Linked DNA regions of Homo sapiens: region 1 is linked to region 2. A link is an interaction called in ENCODE POLR2A ChIA-PET data of the cell type or tissue named here. Cell type or tissue: PC-3. All regions are shown on one strand. Each heading gives the region's core, and the rest is flanking DNA. Links, peaks and the distances in the headings are about the cores only.

Region 1 (9,484 bases), core at 4,891-7,390, 220 kb before region 2:
CCCTTCCCGATGGGATTACCAAAACCGCAAGATCCACCCATCTGCCCCTGTCAGGGGGCTGCCACCCGCACTGCCGATTCGCGGACAGCGCCCGCAGGCGTGCAGATCTGTCCCTCTGCACTCAGGTTCACGCCGTCCTTGGGCGCGTGGTCTCGGGGTGGGGAACCCGGCCCCCTGGTCGGCTCTTGAATCTTTATCCTTCCCCTCCCCAGTATTGAGCTCCCACTGGTGCCCAGTCAGACGCTGGGACTACCCTTTTTCTATTCCACTCAGCAACGCGGGCTCCATCCAGCAGCTCCAAGTTGCTCTGCAACCCACCCTCCCGCCTTCCAGCGCCTCTGCATCCACCCTTCCATTCATTCTCCCATTCATTCATTCATCCTTTTCTCCTCGTCCCTCCTTCATTCATTCATAGCCCCCCGCCCTGCCCGCTTCAGCATTTCATTCATTCATTCATTCATTCATTTCCCGGAGCTCCGCTAGCGCACACCCCTTCAGCCGAAGGCCCCAGCGCGCAGGCGCAGGCCGGGAGAGGCAGGCACCCTCCAATCGTCGGGCGTCCTTCCTCCTCCGGGCGGCCGCCCGCTTCCCCATGAATGAACATTGACGTCAATGGGGCGGGGCGCGCCCACGTGACCCCGCGCGCTCCCCTTTATAAGGCGGTGGAGGCGCGGGCGCTGTCCAGCGTGCTGAAGCCGGAGCGAGCTAGCCGCCCGGAGCCGCGCCGACCCAGCTGAGCCCAGCCCACGGGACGCCAGACCTCGACCGTCGCTCCTACCCCGGCCACCGCTCGGAGCCGAGGCGGACGCGTCCCGATCTTCCCCTGTCCCCACCCTGCCCCGACCCTCCTCTCCACCTCTCGCGTCGTGACACCAGCTGGTAAATACTCCGCTGTTCGTCCCTCAAACCCTCGGCAGCCAGCCGTGGGCGTGAGGGAGGGTTCTCTCTCCTCTCGATGGGGGTGTTGCAAACACAGCGGGGAGCCCCCTGGTAAGGGTCCCCGGTAAACGGGGGAGTCGCAGCTTTTTCTCTTGCTGCTGAAGTCGCCCACGCACCATCCGGGGAGTCCTACGGGGAGGGAGCAGAGATTTTTTTTTCCCCCATATTGCTGCTGCTTAGTACGTGGGCGATGGCAGTGAGATGGCTCAGGGAAGGGGCCGAGGAGGCCCTGGGTAAGCGAGGGCTTCGGGGGTTATTTTCCCATTTACACGGCTCCAGAGATCGGCACAACATCTTCCTCCTTTGCTCCTAAACGTTCCTCTTCTGGGTAAGGTTTGGGGGATCAGGGAAGCCCCGGGTTTCCTGCTGAAAGGTGGGGGAAGGGAACGTAGACCTAGAGAGGGGAATTCTTACAGAAATCCTCTTTTTTTGGTCCCTTCTATTTTTCAGTCTCCGGCAGCCTCTTGGTCATGAAAGCCCTCAGATTGTCGGCTTCCGCCCTCTTCTGCCTTCTGCTGATCAACGGGTTAGGGGCAGCACCCCCTGGTCGCCCTGAGGCGCAGCCTCCTCCTCTCAGCTCTGAGCATAAAGAGCCGGTAGCCGGGGACGCAGTGCCCGGGCCAAAGGATGGCAGCGCCCCAGAGGTCCGAGGCGCTCGGAATTCCGAGCCGCAGGACGAGGGAGAGCTTTTCCAGGGCGTGGATCCCCGGGCGCTGGCCGCGGTGCTGCTGCAGGCACTCGACCGTCCCGCCTCACCCCCGGCACCAAGCGGCTCCCAGCAGGGGCCGGAGGAAGAAGCAGCTGAAGCTCTGCTGACCGAGACCGTGCGCAGCCAGACCCACAGCCTCCCGGCGCCGGAGAGCCCGGAGCCCGCGGCTCCGCCTCGCCCTCAGACTCCGGAGAATGGGCCCGAGGCGAGCGATCCCTCCGAGGAGCTCGAGGCGCTAGCGTCCCTGCTCCAGGAACTGCGAGATTTCAGTCCAAGTAGCGCCAAGCGCCAGCAGGAGACGGCGGCAGCAGAGACGGAAACCCGCACGCACACGCTGACCCGAGTGAATCTGGAGAGCCCGGGGCCAGAGCGCGTATGGCGCGCTTCCTGGGGAGAGTTCCAGGCGCGTGTCCCGGAGCGCGCGCCCCTGCCGCCCCCGGCCCCCTCTCAATTCCAGGCGCGTATGCCCGACAGCGGGCCCCTTCCCGAAACCCACAAGTTCGGGGAAGGAGTGTCCTCCCCCAAAACACACCTAGGCGAGGCATTGGCACCCCTGTCCAAGGCGTACCAAGGCGTGGCCGCCCCGTTCCCCAAGGCGCGCCGGCCGGAGAGCGCACTCCTGGGCGGCTCCGAGGCGGGCGAGCGCCTTCTCCAGCAAGGGCTGGCGCAGGTGGAGGCCGGGCGGCGGCAGGCGGAGGCCACGCGGCAGGCCGCGGCGCAGGAAGAGCGGCTGGCCGACCTCGCCTCGGACCTGCTGCTCCAGTATTTGCTGCAGGGCGGGGCCCGGCAGCGCGGCCTCGGGGGTCGGGGGCTGCAGGAGGCGGCGGAGGAGCGAGAGAGTGCAAGGGAGGAGGAGGAGGCGGAGCAGGAGAGACGCGGCGGGGAGGAGAGGGTGGGGGAAGAGGATGAGGAGGCGGCCGAGGCGGAGGCAGAGGCGGAGGAGGCGGAGAGGGCGCGGCAGAACGCGCTCCTGTTCGCGGAGGAGGAGGACGGGGAAGCCGGCGCCGAGGACAAGCGCTCCCAGGAGGAGACGCCGGGCCACCGGCGGAAGGAGGCCGAGGGGACAGAGGAGGGCGGGGAGGAGGAGGACGACGAGGAGATGGATCCGCAGACGATCGACAGCCTCATTGAGCTGTCCACCAAACTCCACCTGCCAGCGGACGACGTGGTCAGCATCATCGAGGAGGTGGAGGAGAAGCGGAAGCGGAAGAAGAACGCCCCTCCCGAGCCCGTGCCGCCCCCCCGTGCCGCCCCCGCCCCCACCCACGTCCGCTCCCCGCAGCCCCCGCCCCCCGCCCCCGCTCCCGCACGAGACGAGCTGCCGGACTGGAACGAGGTGCTCCCGCCCTGGGATCGGGAGGAGGACGAGGTGTACCCGCCAGGGCCGTACCACCCTTTCCCCAACTACATCCGGCCGCGGACACTGCAGCCGCCCTCGGCCTTGCGCCGCCGCCACTACCACCACGCCTTGCCGCCTTCGCGCCACTATCCCGGCCGGGAGGCCCAGGCGCGGCGCGCGCAGGAGGAGGCGGAGGCGGAGGAGCGCCGGCTGCAGGAGCAGGAGGAGCTGGAGAATTACATCGAGCACGTGCTGCTCCGGCGCCCGTGACTGCCCTTCCCGGTCCCGCCCCCGCGCGCCCCCGCCGCGCGCGCGCGCCGGCGCCCCCCTCCGTGTTGCCCGCTCCCCCTCGGTGTTTGCATGCGCCCCGGCCCTGCCCCTTGGCCCTGCCCCTGTCCCCGGGCTGCGTCGGGACCTGCCAGACCCCCCTCCCGGGTCCTGAGCCCGAACTCCCAGAGCTCACCCGCGGGTGACCGGGGGCCAGCCCAGGAGGGCGGGTGGTTTGTGCGAGTTCCCTTGCCACGCGGGGCCCCGGCCCCATCAAGTCCCTCTGGGGACGTCCCCGTCGGAAACCGGAAAAAGCAGTTCCAGTTAATTGTGTGAAGTGTGTCTGTCTCCAGCCCTTCGGGCCTCCCACGAGCCCCTCCAGCCTCTCCAAGTCGCTGTGAATTGACCCCTTCTTTCCTTTCTCTGTTGTAAATACCCCTCACGGAGGAAATAGTTTTGCTAAGAAATAAAAGTGACTATTTTATTAGGACTTTGTTCTCGGTTATTCACCCGTCCCCTTGGGCCTGTGTGGTCCTTCCCAAGGGGCGGTGAGGGAAGCGCCAGCCACAGTCCCCGTCTCCTCCTGCTTCCTGCCCCCAAACTAAGGCAAGGGGTAAGTGGGGAAAGTCCTCAAACTGTTTTTAGAGGAGAAGAATGTGGCTCGCACCCATTAAGAAACCCGAAATTCCACTTCCAGCTTGGGGGCTGGTGGTAAAGTCATCTTTCCCCAGGGCTTGACAGAGAGAGGCCCAGCGGAATGCAATAAAAGAGCCAATTGTCTGCGATCAGTCCAGCGACCTCTGGTTCAAAAGAAAAAGGCGACCCGCAGAAGGTGCCACAACTCTGGGTGCCAGTGGGCTCCTTTTTCCCAAGATCCTGGGGCCGCGCGGGTAATGCCGGAGTTTCCTGTGTTCACCCACCCACCTCCCTCCACTGATCCCTACATTCCTGGTCCTAGGTACTTTGCAAGAAATGCGGGGAGGAGGGAGTGGCAGCCACAGAGACATGCTGGCTAAAGCCACTTCTTAACTTTTTTTTTTTTTTTTTTTTTGAGACAGGGTCTCACTATGTTGCCCAGGCTGGAGTGCAGTGGTGCAATCACAGCTCACTGCAACCTCGACTTCCTGGGCTCAAGTGATCCTCCTACCCCAACCTCCTGAGTAGCTGGGACTACAAGTGTGCACCATTATGCCCAGCTAATGTTTGCATTTTTTGTAGGGATGAGGTTTTGCCAGCTTGCTCAGCTGGTCTGGAACTCCTGGGCTCAAGCGACCTCCCCACCTTGGCCTCCCATCTTAAGCCTTTTCTAATCGCAGGTACTTGTGAACTGATTCAAATAAAACTAAACTGGGCAAACGAAATCACCCACAACAGACCCGCATCCTGAAGAGTTGCTCCTCCTTCCATAAAGGCAGCTCAGGGAGTTGGGGGCAGCCCGTTTGGAGACGCATTGGGCATAAAAATCCGTTTAAGGTAGGGTGGCCAGATAAAATACAGGAAATGAAATCTGAAATTCCAGATACACAACAGATGCAGTTTTAGAGTTAAATGTGTCCCAAACACTGCATGCAACACATTTATCCCTAAAATGATTTGTTGTGTATCTGGAATTCTCATTTAACTGCGTGCTCTCCGTTTCTTCCCAAGGCTGGCAGGATCCCCTTGGCCTCCCGATGATGCCAGCAGCCCTGCCTTCCTTCACAGAGCCCAAGGCCAGCAAAGTCCAGAAATGCTTTTACTTTTATTTCAGAAGAAAGGACATAAAGGCAGACACTTCCCCCTCCCCCTCCCCACCCCTCCCAGCTCCTGCCTCACCCAGAACTGGAGTGAAAGGCCAGGGCCAGGACCAGGGTCCCATAAAGCTTGCCCTTCCCCCAACCCTTCCTTCCCTCAAAGTGGCAAGGTTAGAAAAAAATTAACTATGTTGTTCCTCCCTGGCACTGGATAAAGGCCCCACTGCAGCCAAGGAGAAAGAGGGGGGTCCAGGCTCCCCTCCCAGGCAGAGAAGCTGCCTGGCTGGCTAGGGGGAGGGTGGAGGTAGGTTATGGGACAGAGAGGACAAGAAGTGCCCTGAACACCTTTTCCCTTTAACCTGACATATTTATATATTTACAGTTATTAGGGAGGGAAGGACATCTGGGGTGACATCAGTTCTGCAAAGGCAGGGAATAAAAGCCAAATAGCACCCCCATCTGGGTCACATTTTCCTGCCTCCTAGCTTCTAAAACCTTCAGTGGGAAAAGGGGAAAGTGGAGGTAGGGGGTGGAGGGAGGGAATGTTTGAAGGGCCTGAGCCCACAGCTCACTCCGAAAGGTGAGGCAGCAGAGGAGGGGCAGCCGAGTCCCACCAAGAACAGGGCCCTGGGCAGAGGAGAAGCAGCCGTTCCCGCCACGCTGCCAGGACCCCATCGCCACACCCCGGCCCAGCAGGGGCTATGCCAAACCCATCTCCTCCAGCACACTCCGTGGCGACTCATCCTCCTAAGGCAGAGACAGACAGAGGGTGACGCAGAGACACCAGGAGAGGCCGACAGGGTGGGCAAGACAGCAGTCACGAGGAAGAGTCAGACGGGGGAGGCACAGACACGGGGGAGGGGGAGAGAAGCCAATGTGAGCCCAAGGCCGGACCAGTGAGCCCTTCATGGGGCACCCACCAGCCTCCCAGGGCCAGCCCCAGAGCCAGCCAACAGTGGCAGGGGGGGTCCAGGTTGAGTCCGTCACCACCCAGAGAACCCAAAGCCAGGACCTTGGTAAGCAGGGGCCCCGCCTTGACACCTGGGGGTAAAGGGAGTGAAGCCGGGACAAGGAGGTGGGGGATCTTTCTGGGGCCCTGGGGGGTACAGCTGACTGGGTCCTGTTTTTCAGAGTGGGGAAAAGGCAGAGGGAGGTGAGTGCCAGGTCCCTGAGGGAAGGTGAACCAGGCTGCAGGGAGATGCGTCATTAGGGTCTGAGCGCAACACTGGTGACACGATGGGTGTGTGTGCCAGGGCATGTGTGTGTGTGTGTGTGTGTGCGCGCCAGGGTGTGTGTGTGTGCGTGTGTGGGAAGGTGAAGCTCGACCAGTGAGGTGGCAAGTTCAGTTCTGCCCTCTCTCCCACTGCAAAGATGAGCCCTCCCTCGCCCCCCATCTCTCCCCCTCCTCAGAGCCAGCTCAGGCCGGGCTCGCTCATCACTGCAGATTCCGGTGACTCATCTCCCTGCACCAGGGCTCGGTGATGGCACAGCAGAGAGGGGGCAGGCAGTAATGGGGTGAGGGCGGGGGCGCTGGGGAGCAGGGAGAACCAACATCCAGGTGCCCTCTGCCAGCCCCCAAATCCCCATAGCCTTTTCCTCCTGAGACGCAGAGGCTTTGGAGTATGTGTGTGTTAAAAAAAAAAAAAAGAAAAAAAAAAGAGAGGTGGGGGAAGAAATCAGGGAAGAAAAGAATGACCTACCAGGTGCCCCTTCTCCAATTCTCCAAGCAACCCTTAACTCCAGAGCAAACCCTTAACCCTTTGGTGTTAAGCCTTGCTCAGAGAATTGGACAAAGGAGACTGGGTGGCCACGAGACATCTGGGGGCTTGGGAGAAGGACAGAGCTTGGAATGAGGGGTGCACAGGTGGGCTATCTGCCACCCTACCTCCCACCCCATGGGGTCAGGGCTTGAGAGTAAGCTGGAGAGCTGGGCGTGGTGGGGGTCAGATACCACAGGGAGGGGGGGCTCCTTGGCGACGGTGGGCAGGGCAGGCCGGGTGTCCAGGGGAGGGAGGACCCTGTCCGCCACTGTGCGCTTCCTCCTCCTCCTCACTGTCCCTGGCCCGTACCTCTTGCAGTAGGTCAGCCTGCTCGATGGCTTTCAGCACACTCTTCTTGGAGGTGTCCTGGACATCCCCCCCCATCAAAAACTCATCCAGGATGAAGTAGGCCTTCTCAAAGTTGAAGATGATGTCCAGCTCGCACACCTGGGAGGGCGGGGAGAGGCTAAGTTGAGCATGGAGGGGCAACTGGAGCCACTTCCTTTTCAAGACCGTGCCTCCCACCTTGGGTTCTGCCCCCAACCTCCAAGCCTTAGTCATTGGTCAGCTTTTTCAGTTTTTTTGTTTCGTTATTTTGTTAGAGACAGGGTCTCTTGCTCTGTCGTCCAGGCTGCAGTGCAGTGGCATGATCACAGCTCACTGCAGCCTCAAACTCCTGGGCTCAAGTGATCCTCCTGCCTCAGCTTCCTGAGTAGCTGGGACTACAGGTGCATGCTATCACGCCCACCTCATTTTTAAAATATTTTGTAGAGATAGGGTCTTGCCATGTTGGCCAGGCTGGTCTCGAACTTCTGGCCTCAAGTGACCCACCTGCCTCAGCTTCCCAAAATGCTGGGATCACAGGCGTGAGCCACCGCGCCTTGCCTTGGATCAGTTTTTTTCCCTCTTCCTCTTGCATCTTTCCTCCTGATCATGAAACATTAGTTGCCTTATCTACCTTTGTCTATGGTTCCCCTTGCCTTCCCCCCAAAATCTGTGACGTTCTTCCCACCAAAGGCTGTGGTAGCCCCGCTTCCTGGACACTGTGGGGCAGGGAAAGAGGGAATTCTGGACCATGGGGTGGAAGACTTGAGTTCCAAGCAGGGCTCTGCCACTAACCATCTAGCTAAACAAGTCATGAAACATCTCTAAGTCTCAGTTTTCTGGCCTCAAAAATGGGGATACCAACACCTACTGCTAGGATGGGATAAGGAGCAAACGAGAGGACGCAAAAGCACTTTATAACACAAATTATGGAGTTACTACTACGCCCCATCTAAGATCTGAGCTGTCCCTCAGATAAGTTAATTCAGAATCTCTGGGAGTGGAACCTGGACATTGCCATTCAAAAAAATTCTCCAGAAAACTCCAATGCAAATCCAAGATCAGCAACCAGTGATAAAAATCTGAATATGGGGCTGGGTACAGTGGCTCACGCCTATAATCCCAGACTTTGGGAGGCTGAGGTGGGAGGATCACTTGAGCCCCAGAGTTAGAGACCCAGCCTGGGCAACATAGCAAGACCTCATCTCTTAAAAAAAAAAATACAAAAATTAGCTGGGCATAGTGGTGTGCACCTGCAGTCCCACCTCCTCAGGGGACTGAGGCAGGAGGATGGCTTGAGCCCAGAGGTTAAGGCTGCAGTGAGCTACGATTGTGCCACTGCACTCCAGCCATAGGCGGCATTCCTCCAGGTGATAGGGTGAGACTGTGTCTCTAAAAAAATAAAAATTTGAACTAATCAAAACATCTGAACTTGGTCTCTGTGTGAAAAGTCCGAGCTAAGCTCTAAGTGGAGATTAAGTGCCTGATCCTGCCCCCAGTTTCCCCACTCAGGGACGATTATGGGACATGGTTAATAGGCTTAAAGCTTAAAAAGGGAAATTAATTACTGTTCTTACTGCTCCAACTTCACCTCTCCCCTGAAACTTCCAGGGCAGAGACTGGAGGGGCCTCAAAGTTTGGTGGATTACCAAAGGGGATTGCTGGGAATGGAAACTGGTGGGCAGAGGAGACTTACACTGCCAAAGTATTTGTCTAAGAGCTCCACGTATCGGTGGATCAGCTCCAGTGTGATGAGCTCATTGTCTTGGCCCTCGATGGCGCAGCAGAAGTAGAGGCTGGCATATCTGCGGAGAGGAGCGCATGAGACATCGCTACAAGCTTGCTTCAGGACCCAGGCATTCTGGTCTCAAACCTCTCACCAGCCTGGAGGTGGTCTGTGCCCTGGCTGGCCACAGGTGAGGTGGCCCTAGGGCATGTAAAGAGTAACTCACCTGCCTCTTTGTGCTGTCTTAAAAACATGCAAAGAACGCATGCTTTTTCCTTCCTGCCCTCTGACCTCCTAAGTTTGACTCAGCAAAAACCTGAGCCAAGTAATTTACCTGCTCCGAGGAGAAGGAACCGGAAAGGGTGTGTGTGTGCGTGTGTGTTAGGAAAAGTAGGGCAGGACCTTTGACTGCAAGGGACATGCGCAGTGGGGCAAGACAGGGCCCAAAGGGACACGTGAGTGAGGCAGGTGTTGCACGTGAGCAAAACCAAGTGGTAAACAAGAACTTCTTTAAGAGTTTGGGGAGAAAAAAAAAAAAAAAAAAGGAAGCTGACATTCATTACTGTCCTCCAGATGTCCTCAGCTCCCAGGTCTCCCTGACCTACAGGACGACCATTTCTCAGACATTTTAACCCACTGCCCAACTTGAATCTAGGCAGGTCTGAAAGTAGGTGGGGAGTCACCTCT
Region 2 (11,804 bases), core at 4,933-7,432:
TCACTTGAGGTCAGGGGTTCGAGACTAGACTGGCCAACATAGTGAAACCCCATCTCTACTAAAAATACAAAAATTAGCCTGGCGTGGGGTGGGCACCTGTAATCCCACCTACTTGGGAGGCTGAGGCAGGAGAATTGCTTGAACCCCAGAGGCAGAGGTTGCAATGAGCTGAGATCGTGCCTCTGCACTCCAGCCTGGGCAACAGAGCGACACTTCATTTCAAAAACAAGATAAAGTAAAACAAATGTTCTTATCCAGCTGGTGGGTGTGTAGGTGGGTTGGGTTGCTTTAAAGGGGTAATTTGGTGGCATCTATTAAAATTTTAAATGAGTGCCTTAGGACCCAGCAATTTCACCCTCCATCTCTGTGTCCAAGAAACCCTTCAAGGCAGCATTCATGAGGATGTTTATTGACTCTCGATTATGGCAATTTTGATGGAAATTGGAAACAGCCCAAACGATTGTTTCAACCCAGAAAGAAGATGGAATAGTCACCCTACAGAACACTGTGCTCAGGCCAGATTCAGTGGCTTACGCCTGTAATTCCAGCACTTTGGGAGGCCGGGGCAGGAGGATCTCTTGAGCCCAAATGTTCCAGGCCAGCCTGGGCAACATGCCAAGACCCCATCTCTACCAAAAAAAAAAAAAAAACACAAAAAAAATTAGCCAGGCATAGTGGTGTGCCCCTGTGGTCTCAGCTACTTGGTAGGCCAAGATGGGAGGATCACCTGAGCCCAGGAGGTCAAGGCTCCAAAGAGTCATGATCGAGCCACTGCACTCCAGCCTAGGTGACAAAGCAAAAACCTGTCTCAAAAAAAAAAAATTATGAATATAAAATTAGGTCAGGGCCAGGCACAGTGGCTCACATCTGTCATCCCAGCACTTTGGGAGGCCGAGGTGGGCGGATCACTTGATGTCAGGAGTTTGAGACAAGCCTGACCAACATGGCGAAACCCCGTCTCTACTAAAAATACAAAGATTAGCCGGGCATGATAGTGCACTCCTGTAATCCCAGCTACTCAGGAGGCTGAGGCAGGAGAATTGCTTGAACCCAGGGGGTGAGGGTTGTAGTAAGCCAAGATCCCGCCACTGCACTCTGGCCTAGGTGACAGAGTGAGACTCCGTCTCAAAAAAAAATTATAAAATAAAATTAGGTCAGACCAGGCACAGTAGCTCACACCTGTAATCCCAACACTTTGGGAGATCAAGGCGGGATAATCACTTGAGGCTAGGAGCTCAAGACCACCCTGGGCAATATAGCGAGACCCATCTCTACAAAAAAAAAAAAAAGATAAAAAGAAAAATAGATCTAAATAGGTCTGACCATCCCTAAGGGAAGAAGCTTTGCGGAGAGAAACTGCAGCTCTTCCTCTTCCCAGCAGGCCCAAGGGACAGGATTGCAAAGGCAGCCAGCGAACTCTCTGAGGCCAGGCCCGCTGGGAGATCTTCGTGAGGGGCTGTGCCTCTCATGTCTCCTGGGGGACCTTGTCCTTATCGAGAGTCACTGAAGGGACCCTAAATAAGAGGCGCTGTGCATACCCACCAAGTGACACTGCCTGCGCATCGGTTGTGCAAATGGCTGCACCAAAATCCAGGGGACACATTGTATAGCCCTGGCCTCAGTGTGTGTGGTCAAGTTGAGGAAGTGAGCAAAGAAATGAAAAGCTAAAGAGTCCAAATGAGGTGGAGCTCAGAGCCCGACAATGACACCACTGGGGGTAACTCAGGGGAGGGGCCAACAGGGAGCAGGGCTACTCTTGGGGTCTTCCACTTCAATTTCTTAATACATTTGATCAAGTTGCCCAGCATGAAGATACTCGTTTGCAAAAAGTTTTGTTGTTGTTTTTCAGAGCAGTCTCTGTGGAAACTGCTGAGCCACATGGTCAAGCACCACAGCCAGCCAAGACGCTGCAAACCAAGCTGGAGGTTTCGGGGGTTTCCAGTCTTTTTTTTTTTTTTTTTTAAGTATCAAACACCATAAAATTCCCATCACTGTTCTGGAGACACAGACGTAAATGGAAAATGGATTCCTGTTGTAAGTAAAGATCACCAGGCTCCTGGGGAGATGGATCCCAGATCTACCCCCATCCACCACCCCTTCTGTCCATCACCTCTCTAATACCCACACCCCCTTCTGCTCCAGCCACCAGACCCCCAACCTCAGCCTCTGCTCCACTCCAGGCCCTTGCCTGAGCCATTCCTACACCTGCAGTGCCCTCCTGCTCCTCCGCTTTCTCTCACCTGTGAAAATCCCACCTTTCCTTTACAGTTCTACACCTTCCTCACCTCCTCCAGGAAGTCATGTGCAATCAGGAAGTGACCTTTTCCAGTCCTGGAATTTTTTTTGTTTTTTGTTTTTTTTGAGGTGGAGTCTCACTCCGTCGTCCAGGCTGAAGTGCAATGGAGTGATCCCGGCTCACTGCAACCTCTGCCTATGGGTTCAGGAGAGTCTCCTGCCTCAACCTCCCAAGTAGCAGGGGTTACAGGCATATGTGCCACCATACCTGGCTAATTTTTTTGTGTATTTTTAGTAAAGATGGGGTTTCACCATATTGGCCAGGCTGGTCTCAAACTCCTGCCCTCCAGTAATCCTCCCACCTTGGCCTCCCAAAGTGCTGTGATTACAGGTGTGAGCCACCACATCTGGCCCACTCCTGAAATTAATGGTGCTCATTACTGAAATCTCTCCCATGATGCAAACTTACTATCTCCTAGCTGGGAGCACAGTCATTTGAACGCCTGCCCAGAAGGGAGAGGGAAAGGTGACATCTTTGCATTCTGAATGGGGACAAGTGGCCACTTTCCCTGCAGAGCCTGGGTAGGAGCCCCGCCCCACTCAGGGAGGTGATGGATGAGCTAAGACTGCAGGAATCCTCTGTCTGCGGTTTGAGAATGCCCCATGCCCACATTGGGGTCCAGCTTTCGTGGGGAAGCTGGAGAAGATGGAAGAGAAAAGAGTGTTCTATTGGGGTTGGGAGACATGGCTGTAATGTCAGATGCTGCTGACTGTAGGCTGCCCACACACAACTGAGACTGGGAGCTGGCTCCAGAAATTAATCAGATTCCAGCCAGAGCTCAAGACAGGCAAGAGGATTGCTGGGGAGAAGGAAGGAGCAGAGCTGTGGGAAGACTATGCTGACGATGGCAGTGTCGGCCCAATCATCAGTGACACTTGCCATCGGGTCCCTTCCTAGTGACACTGAAATGGAATGCACAGGAAGTCAGTGGGGGGCACTGGTCTCCCTCCAAGGTCACTTTTGTCACAGGTACCTGGGGGAAGACGTGAATCCAGAAACGTACAGGCCGGGACCAGCCCCCAAATATCAAGGATTAGGGAGGGACATGTTGAAACTAGGGCTATGGGCTGGACACAGTAGCTCACGCCTGTAATTCCAGTACTTTGGGAGGTCTAGCTGGACAGATCACCTGAGGTCAGGAGTGTGAGACCAGCCTGGCCAACATAGAGAAACCCCGTCTCTACTAAAAATACAAAAATTAGCTGAACAGGGTGACGCACCTGTGTAGTCCCAGTTACTAGGGAGGCTCTGGGACAAGAATCGCTTGAACCCAGGAGGTGGAGGCTGCAGTGAGCCAAGATCATGCCACTGCACTCCAGCCTGGGCAACAGAATGAGACTGTCTCAAAAAAAAAAAAAAGGAAACTAGGGCTGGGGAATAGGTCAGTCTTTCTCCCAGGAGGAGTGAGTGAGGCAGGAGGAGGTTGGGAAGGTTGGCCACTGTGTGATTATGTGAATTGCAGCTACAGTTGTCCCGATAATATCAGCTGATGGGAGTCCAGGGACCCACAAGAGTTGTCTCTGAAGTCATGGTGGCTAGGGTAGGGGGAATCAGCTTGCTTGATGGGTAGATGACAAGCTGATACTTGGCTTTAAGAGTAAAGTTCCTCGGCTGGGAGAAGTGGCTTACGCCTATAATCCCAGCACTTTGGGAGGCCGAGGTGGGTAGATCACCTGAGGTCAGGAGTTCGAGACCAGCCTGACCAACATGGTGAACCCTATCTCTACTAAAATATAAAAATTAGCCAGGCGTGGTGGCAGGCGCCTGTAATCTCAGCTACTCAGGAGGCTGAGGCAGGAGAATCACTTGAACCCAGGAGGTAGAGGTTGCATTGAGCCAAGATCATGCCACTGTGCTCCAACCTGTACAAGACGGAGCAAAACTCCATCTCAAAAAAAAAAAAAGCAAAAAAGGGTAAAGTCTCTCAAAGCCAGCGAGTTTGGTGTAGCAGTCAGAAAGTGTCAGGTTATGCTGCAGTAACAAACAGTCCTAAAGGCTATATGGCTTACAACAGCAAAGGTGTATTTCTTGCTCATGCCGCTTGCCCATTTCAATGTCTGTGCTCTCATCCATGCCATGTTCACTCTGGGACCTGGGCTGGCCAAACCACCCCCGTCTGGGACATTGCCAGTCTCATGGTGGTAGAGGGTGACAGATGGCAAAACCACCAGCTGGCTCTTGAAGCTTCTTTCCAGAGACGATGTGCGTCCCTTCCACCCAAATTTTATTGGCCAAAGCAAGTCACAAGGTCGCCCTGGATATAAAATACTATCAGAGAGAGGCACTGCCAGTCAGACATCAAGCGTGATATCAGCGAGACAGGGAGGTATGATCTACCCAAGGGAGAGAAAGCAAATATTTTCAACAATAACACAATCTACCACAGCTGGGATCCCAGCAGGGGTATGGTTTATGCAAATCAAGATCCCATCAAGCAGGATCAGACCCCTGGTGGGGCCTTGTGTGCCACACAAAGAGATCTCGCCACTGCACTCCAGCCCAGGTGGGCGACAGAGTGAGACTGTGTCTCAAAAAATAAAAATAAATAAAATTTAAAAACCACCTAAAAATTCCAAAGGAAAATTTAGGAGACTATATGTATAATTTGGGAGCTGAGGAGACTATTTTAATCAAAACAAGAAAGCTGAAAGCTGTAAAAATAAAATTACACATATCCTACTACATTAAAAAGTAACATTTTGTGGGGGAAAGTTATCAAAACAATACAAAGTAGTGGCAGAATTGTTTGCAATCTGAATGACAGACAAAGGGTTAATATATGTAATATACAAACAGCATTTACAAATGTATATTTTAAAAACACACTGTTCAACCTGATATTCATGGACATTGTATATTAAATGCCTCTTAAGATACTTTCAGGATCACAGTATAATTTTATTGGGTTTTGGAGTCCTATAGTATGTTTATGATACTGGAATCATAGGCAAAATGTTTTTCAATAAATTTTTTCAAACTTCTGTTTTCGGCCAAGCATGGTGGCTCACGTCTGTAATTCCAGCACTTTGGGAGGCCGAGATGGGTGGATCACTTGAAGTCAGGAGTTCAAGACCAGCCTGGTCAATATGGCGAAACCCCCGTCTCTACTAAAAATACAAGAATTAGCCAGGTATGGGGGGTGCACGCCTGTAATCCCAGCTACTTGGTAGGCTAAGGCAGGATAATCCCTTGAACCCTAGAGGCAGAAGCTGCAGTGAGCCCAGATCGTGCCACTGCACTCCAGCCTGGGCAACAGAGTGAGACTCCATCCCAAAAAAAGAAAAAATCTCATGTTTTCATGTGAAGTTTGTTCCATGTGAAGTTTATTTTTCTTCAATCAGTTTCTCTCTTTCCTTCTCTTTCTGTCCTTCCTTGCCTGTTTCATGCGAGCATCATTATTCCTAAGATAAAATCAAATGCTTAATTCACACTTGCACAAAATCTCCAGAAACCTAAGGTCACACAGGGACATTTCAGAAAGCAGCCAGTACTATTTTTCACGTTCTTTTTGGCAGTTTCATTTATGGCCGCTGCTTTAATGCAGTTTTGAAGAATTCATCACACCCTTTATGATTGAATGCAAACACCCAAGCTTGAGAAGAGAAGGAAGAGAGGGAGAGAGCAAGAGCCTGCCAGTTTCTGTTTGCAATATGCTATCGTTTCTGATTCTAAGGAGGAAAAATAACCTCATAAATTTAAATATGGAACATATCCTCTTAGAAAGAATGCTCACATTAAGAGTAATAAATGTCAACATTTATGGATTTATGGGGTTTTAAAAACAACTCAAAGCTTGTGCAAACATTTCTCATATGGTCATTGTTTTCCGAGGATTGCGTAAACGGAAGCCCAGGTCAGCTTGAGGATTTTTCTGGAGGTTCAGCGAAGTCATATCAAATCAGGGAAATGGGATCTTGCCTTTCTCTGATTAATTTAATTTCTTCTGTCTCCTCTTGTCTTCTTCCTAGAGTCTGGTGCATCTGAAAGTTCTGTGAACACTAGCCTGCCACATTCAGTGGATCTGGAGGCAACTATCGCCCTCCTATAAATACCAAGGGTGCCACTGGCCTGCTCCTTACACCAGACAGTAAACAGTCACCAAGAGCCTGATTGAAGCTTTGGGACAAAACAATGAAACCAAAAGATGGATTTGCTGAGTAGCGGAGACCGTAAACTGCTACTCTCAGTTTATTTATTTATTTATTTTTAATTTTTTTTTTTTTTTGAGATGGAGTCTCACTCTGCCGCCCAGGCTGGAGTGCAGTGGTGTAATCTCAGCTCACTGCAGCCTCCGCTTCCCAGGTTCCATCAATTCTCCTGCCTCAGCCTCCCGAGTAGCTGAGATTACAGGCCCATGCCACCACGACCTGCTAATTTTTGTATTTTAAACCATGTTGGCCTGGCTGGTCTTGAACTCCTGACCTCAGGTGACCCAACTGCCTCAGCCTCCCAAAGTGCTGGGATTACAGGAGTGAGCCACTGCACCCAGCCGTCTCTGTGTTTTAAAAAATAAAATAATAATAAATACATTATTTTTAGGCCAGGTGCAGTGACTCATGCCTGTAATCCCAGCACTTTAGGAGGCCAAGGTGAGTGGATCACTTGAAGTCAGGAGTTCAAGACCAGCCTGGCCAACATGGCGAAACGCGGTCTCTACTAAAAATACAAAAAAAAAATTAGCTAGGTGTAGTGGCTCACACCTGTAATCCCAGCTACTTGGGAGGCTGAGGCAGAAGAATTGCTTGAACCCAGGAGGCAGAGGTTGCAGTGAGCTGAGATTGTGCCATTGCACTTCAGCCTGGGAAACGGAGGAAGACTCTATCTCAAAAAATAAATAAATAAAATAAAAAATAAATATATTATTGTTAAAACTGGTTTTCCACCATTGGTGATCTTAAAGTGTGTGCTTAAAACTTTTATTTTAATGATATTATTCTTGAATTGCAAGCCCAGATATCTATAGCATGATTGGTCTTAGTGAATTTATTGAGGTGTACGTTTTATTTAAAAGTATGTGGTGGCTCACGCCTGTCATCCCAGCACTTTGGGAAGCTGAAGAGGGTGGATCACAAGGTCAGGAGATCAAGAACATCCTGGCTAACGTGGTGAAACCCCATCTCTACTAAAAATACAAAAAATTAGCCAGACGTGATGGCAGGCGCCTGTAGTCCCAGCTACTCAGGAGGCTGAGGCAGGAGAATGGCATGAGCCCGGGAGGCAGAGCTGGCAGTGAGCCGAGATTGCACCACTGCACTCTAGCCTGGGTGACAGAGCAAGACTCCATCTCAAAAAAAGAAAATGAATAAAAAGACAAGAAAATGTGGCACATATATACCATGGAATACTATGCAGCCATAAAAAAGGATGAGTTCATGTCCTTTGCAGGGACATGGATGAAGCTGGAAACCATCATTCTTAGCAAACTATCGCAAGGACAGAAAGCCAAACACTGCATGTTCCCACTCATAGGTGGGAATTGAACAATGAGAACACTTGGTCACAGGGCAGGAACATCGCACACTGGACTTTGTTGGGGGCTGGCGGGCTGGGGGAGGGATGGCATTAGGAGAAATACCTAATGTAAATGACGAGTTGATGGGTGCAGCAAACCAGCATGGCACATGTATACCTATGTAACAAACCTTCATGTTGTGCACATGTATCCTAGAATTTAAAGTATAATAAAAAAAATCATACCACGGTCTTTCCTATAGAAAGATCTAAGCTTGCTAATATGACTGAATTGCTTTACTATTGAATTCCAGCAAACACTTAAGGAAGAAATCATACCAACTGTACACAAACTCTTTCAGAAAATGGAACACTTCCCAACTTTGTTTATGAGCCCAGCATTATTCTGATACCAAACCAAGACAAATACATTACAAGAAAACTAGACCGATAGCCCTAATGAATATAGACACAAAAATCCTCAAGGAAATATTATGAAATAAAACATAGCAATACATAAAAATAATGCATCATGACCAAGTGGGGTTAATCCCAGGGATACAAAGCTGGTTAAACATTTGAAAATGAATCAATGTAATTTCTTATGTCAACAGTCTAAAGATGAGAAACCACATGATCATTTCCATAGATGCAGGAAAAGCATTTGACAAAATCTGACGTCCATTACTGATAAAAGCTCTCCGAAAACTAGTAAATAGAAGGAACTTCCTCAACCTATTAAAGGACAGCTACAAAAAAGAAAAAAAAAATCAGCAAAGTATCTTAGTCTGTTCAGGCTGCTGCAACAAAATACTGTAAACTGGGTAGTTTATAAACAACAGACATTTATTCTCATAGTTCTAGAGGCTGGGAAGTCCAAGATCAAGGCAGATTTTGTGTCTAGTGAGATCCTGCTTTCTGGCTTATAGACAGTTCCTTCTTTCTGTGTCTTCACATGGTAGAAGGGCAAGGGTCTTTCTAGGTCTCCTTTTTTTTTTTTTTTTTTTTTTTTTCCTGAGACAGAGTCTCACTGTGTCACCCAGGCAGGCTTGGGGCTCACTGCGACCTCTTCCTCCCAGGATCAATGATTCTCCTGCCTCAGCCTCCCAAGTAGCTGGGACTACAGTCATGTGCCACCATGCCCTGCTAGTTTTTGTACTTTTAGTAGAGATGTATTTCACCATGTTGGCCAGGCTGGTCTCGAACTCCTGACCTCAAGTGATCCACCTACCTCAGCCTCCCGAAGTGCTGGGATTATGGGTATGACCTTATCTGGCCTCTGGGTCTCTTTCATAAGGGCACTAATCCCATTCATGAGGGCTCCACCACCATGGCCTAATCACCTCCTGATATGGTTTGGGTCTGTGTCCCCACCCAAATCTCATGTTAAAATGTAATCCCCAGTGCTGGAGGTGGGGCCTGGTGAGAGGTGATTGGATCATGGAGGTGAATCCTTCATAAATGGTTTAACACCATCCCCTTGGTGCTATTCTTGTGGTAGAGTTTTCATGAGCTCTGGTTGTTTAAAAGTGTGTGGCACCTCCCCACTCTCTCTCTTCCTCCTGCTCTGGCTGTGTGAAGACACCTGCTCAGGCTTTGCCTTCTGCCATGAGTAAAAGCTCCCTGAGGCCTCCCCAGCCATGCTTCCTGCATGGCCTGCAGAACCCTAAGCCAATTAAACATATATATGACCCAGTCTCAGTTCCTTCTTTTTTTTTTTTTTTTTTTTTGAGACAGAGTCTTGCTCTGTCATCCAGGCTGGAGTGCAGTGGTGCGATCTTGGCTCACTGCAACCTCCACCTCCCGGGTTCAAGTGATTCTCCTGCCTCAGCCTCCCGAGTAGCTGGGATTACAGGTGTGTGTCACCACTGCCAGCTAATTTTTGCATTTTTTAGTAGAGAGGGGTTTCACCATGTTTGCCAGGCTGGTCTCGAACTTCTGGCCTCAAGTGATTCACCCACCTCGGACTCCCGAAGTGTCAGTTATTTCTTTATAACAATGTGAGAACAGACTAAAACACCTCCTAAAGGCCCCACCTCCTGATATCATCACCTTGGGGGTTAAGATGGCAACATATATGGATTTCGGGGAGCCACAAACATTCAGACCATGGCACTAAGTACATCTATAAAGCTAAGGTCATTAATAGGTTTTTTTTATATGTTTATTTGTTTATTTTGAAACGGAGTCTCGCTCTGTCACCAGCCTGCAGTGCAGTGGCACAATCTCACCTCACTGCAACCTCTGCCTCCCAGATTCAAGTGATTCTCCTTCCTCAGCCTCCCAAGTAGCTGGGATTACAGGTACATGCCACCACACCCAGCTAATTTTGGTATTTTTAGTAGAGATGGGGTTTCACCATGTTGTCCAGGATGGTCTCGATCTCCTGACCTGGTGATCTGCCCACCTCGGCCTCCAAAAGTGCTGGGATTACAGGTGTGAGCCACCATACCCGGCCAATCATTAATAGGTTTTGGAGGGCGATTCTTTGTTATGTCAAGACGAATCTTTCAGCTGGGCACAGTGGCTCACACTTGTAATCCTAACACTTTGGGAGACGGGAGGATCACTTGAGCCCAGGAGTTCAAGACCAGCCTGGGCAACATAGTGAGACACTGTTTTAAAAAAAAAAAATCACTGTGATTAAATGCAGCAGTGCAGAATTGCTTTTGGTTTACTATTTTGACAAGAGCCATCCACTGGTCTCATCCTAACATTTCTTATTCTATAGGTTAGGAAGTCAGTGTGGGAATTCTGCAGGGTGGTGAGGATATTAATCTCAATTTTACACTTAGATATTAGGAAAGTGACCATAGGAAGTTTGTGGGCACAGGGGCCTATAGTGAGGCAAAGTCAGGGTATAACTACATTTATCAGGGCTTTTGTTAAAAAGTCAAGAAAGGTCGGGCATGGTGGCTGACACCCATAATCCCAGCACTTTGGGAGGCTGACGCTGGCAGATCACTCGAGGTCAGGAGTTTGAGACCAGCCTGGCCCCCGTCTCTACTAAAAACACAAAAAAATTAGTCGGGCATGGTGGCACACACCTGTAATCCTGGCTACCCGGAAGGCTGAGTCAGGAGAATCACTTGAACCCGGGAAGCAGAGGTTGCAGTGAGCTGAGATGGCCCCACTGCACTCCAGCCTGGGCGACAGAGTGCGACTCCACCTCAAAAAAAAAAAAAAAAAAAAAAGTCAAAAAAAAAGACCAGGTATAGTGGCTCATGCCTGAAATCTCAGCACTTTGGGAGGCAGAGGCTAGAGGATCCCTTGAGGTCAGAAGTTGGAGACCGGCCTGGGCAACATAGTGAGACCTCATCTCTACCAAAAAAAAAAAAATTTTAAATTATCTGTGTGTGTTGGTGTAGTGTGTGCCTATAGTCACAGCTACTAAGGAAGCTGAGGCAGGAGGATTGCTTGAGCCCAGGAGTCTGAGACTGCAGTGAGCCATGATCATGCCACTCCACTCCAGCCTGGGTGGCAGAGCAAGACTTTCCTCATATATTTAAAAAAAAAAAAACAGATGGCAGCAAGGCTGTGGAGAAAAGGGAACACTCATTCACTGTTGGTCAGAATGTAAATTGTTCAGCCATTACGAAGAGCAGTTCGGATATTTCTCAAAGAACTATGAGTCGAAGTACCAACCAACCCAGCAACCCCACTACTGGGTAACTATCCCCCCAAAAAATAAATTGTTCTACCAAAAGGACACCTGCACCCATGGCACAACAGTATTCACAATAGAAAAGACATGGAATCAACCTAGATGCCCATCTATGGTGAAAAATACAGTATACATACACCATGGATTACTACACAGCCATAAAAAAGAACAAAATCATGTCCATTGCAGCAACGGGGATACAGCTGGAAACCACTAGTCTGAGCTAACTAACGCAGAAACAAAAAACCAAATAACGCTTATTCTCACTTATAAGTGGGAGCTAAATATTGGGTGCACATGGACATAAAAATAAAAACAATAGACACAGGGACTATTAGAGGTAGAAGAGAAGGAGCAGGGCAAGGGCTGAAAAAATGATCTACTGGATACTAT

Evidence for each region. Peaks named below come from ENCODE experiments on the same cell type or tissue, not always from the same donor. Only the 100,000 strongest peaks of a DNase experiment are listed, where the experiment ranks them.
Region 1: POLR2A ChIA-PET joins it to region 2 with 17 read pairs; 4 of 35 experiments call an interaction of 5 or more read pairs at or near these places.

What each region holds. Positions count from the first base shown.
Region 1 is chr7:101,156,769-101,166,252 of GRCh38, reverse strand. It overlaps AP1S1 (adaptor related protein complex 1 subunit sigma 1), which reads right to left. Exons shown (of 5, transcript NM_001283.5): 2 at 9,481-9,484; 3 at 8,768-8,876; 4 at 7,057-7,194; 5 at 4,977-5,734. The coding sequence ends at 5,687. It overlaps MIR4653 (microRNA 4653), which reads right to left and starts at 6,780; the gene lies at 6,698-6,780. It overlaps VGF (VGF nerve growth factor inducible), which reads left to right and starts at 684. Exons shown (of 2, transcript NM_003378.4): 1 at 684-879; 2 at 1,390-3,744. The coding sequence starts at 1,410. The coding sequence ends at 3,257. RefSeq lists silencers at 654-753, 2,516-2,655, 2,816-2,865, 3,426-3,515 and an enhancer at 8,693-9,484. In PC-3, for the core only: no CTCF peak of the experiment used is centred there; a DNase peak (open chromatin) is centred at 6,242; H3K27ac peaks cover 2,253 bases.
Region 2 is chr7:100,936,797-100,948,600 of GRCh38, reverse strand. LOC105375431 (a long non-coding RNA gene) reads left to right here. Exons shown (of 3, transcript XR_007060457.1): 2 at 1,850-2,034; 3 at 6,265-6,542. Among named protein-coding and RNA genes, the nearest start is that of MUC3A, 6.8 kb to the left of the region's middle. RefSeq lists an enhancer at 4,451-5,000. In PC-3, for the core only: no CTCF peak of the experiment used is centred there; a DNase peak (open chromatin) is centred at 6,120; H3K4me3 peaks cover 508 bases; H3K27ac peaks cover 1,039 bases.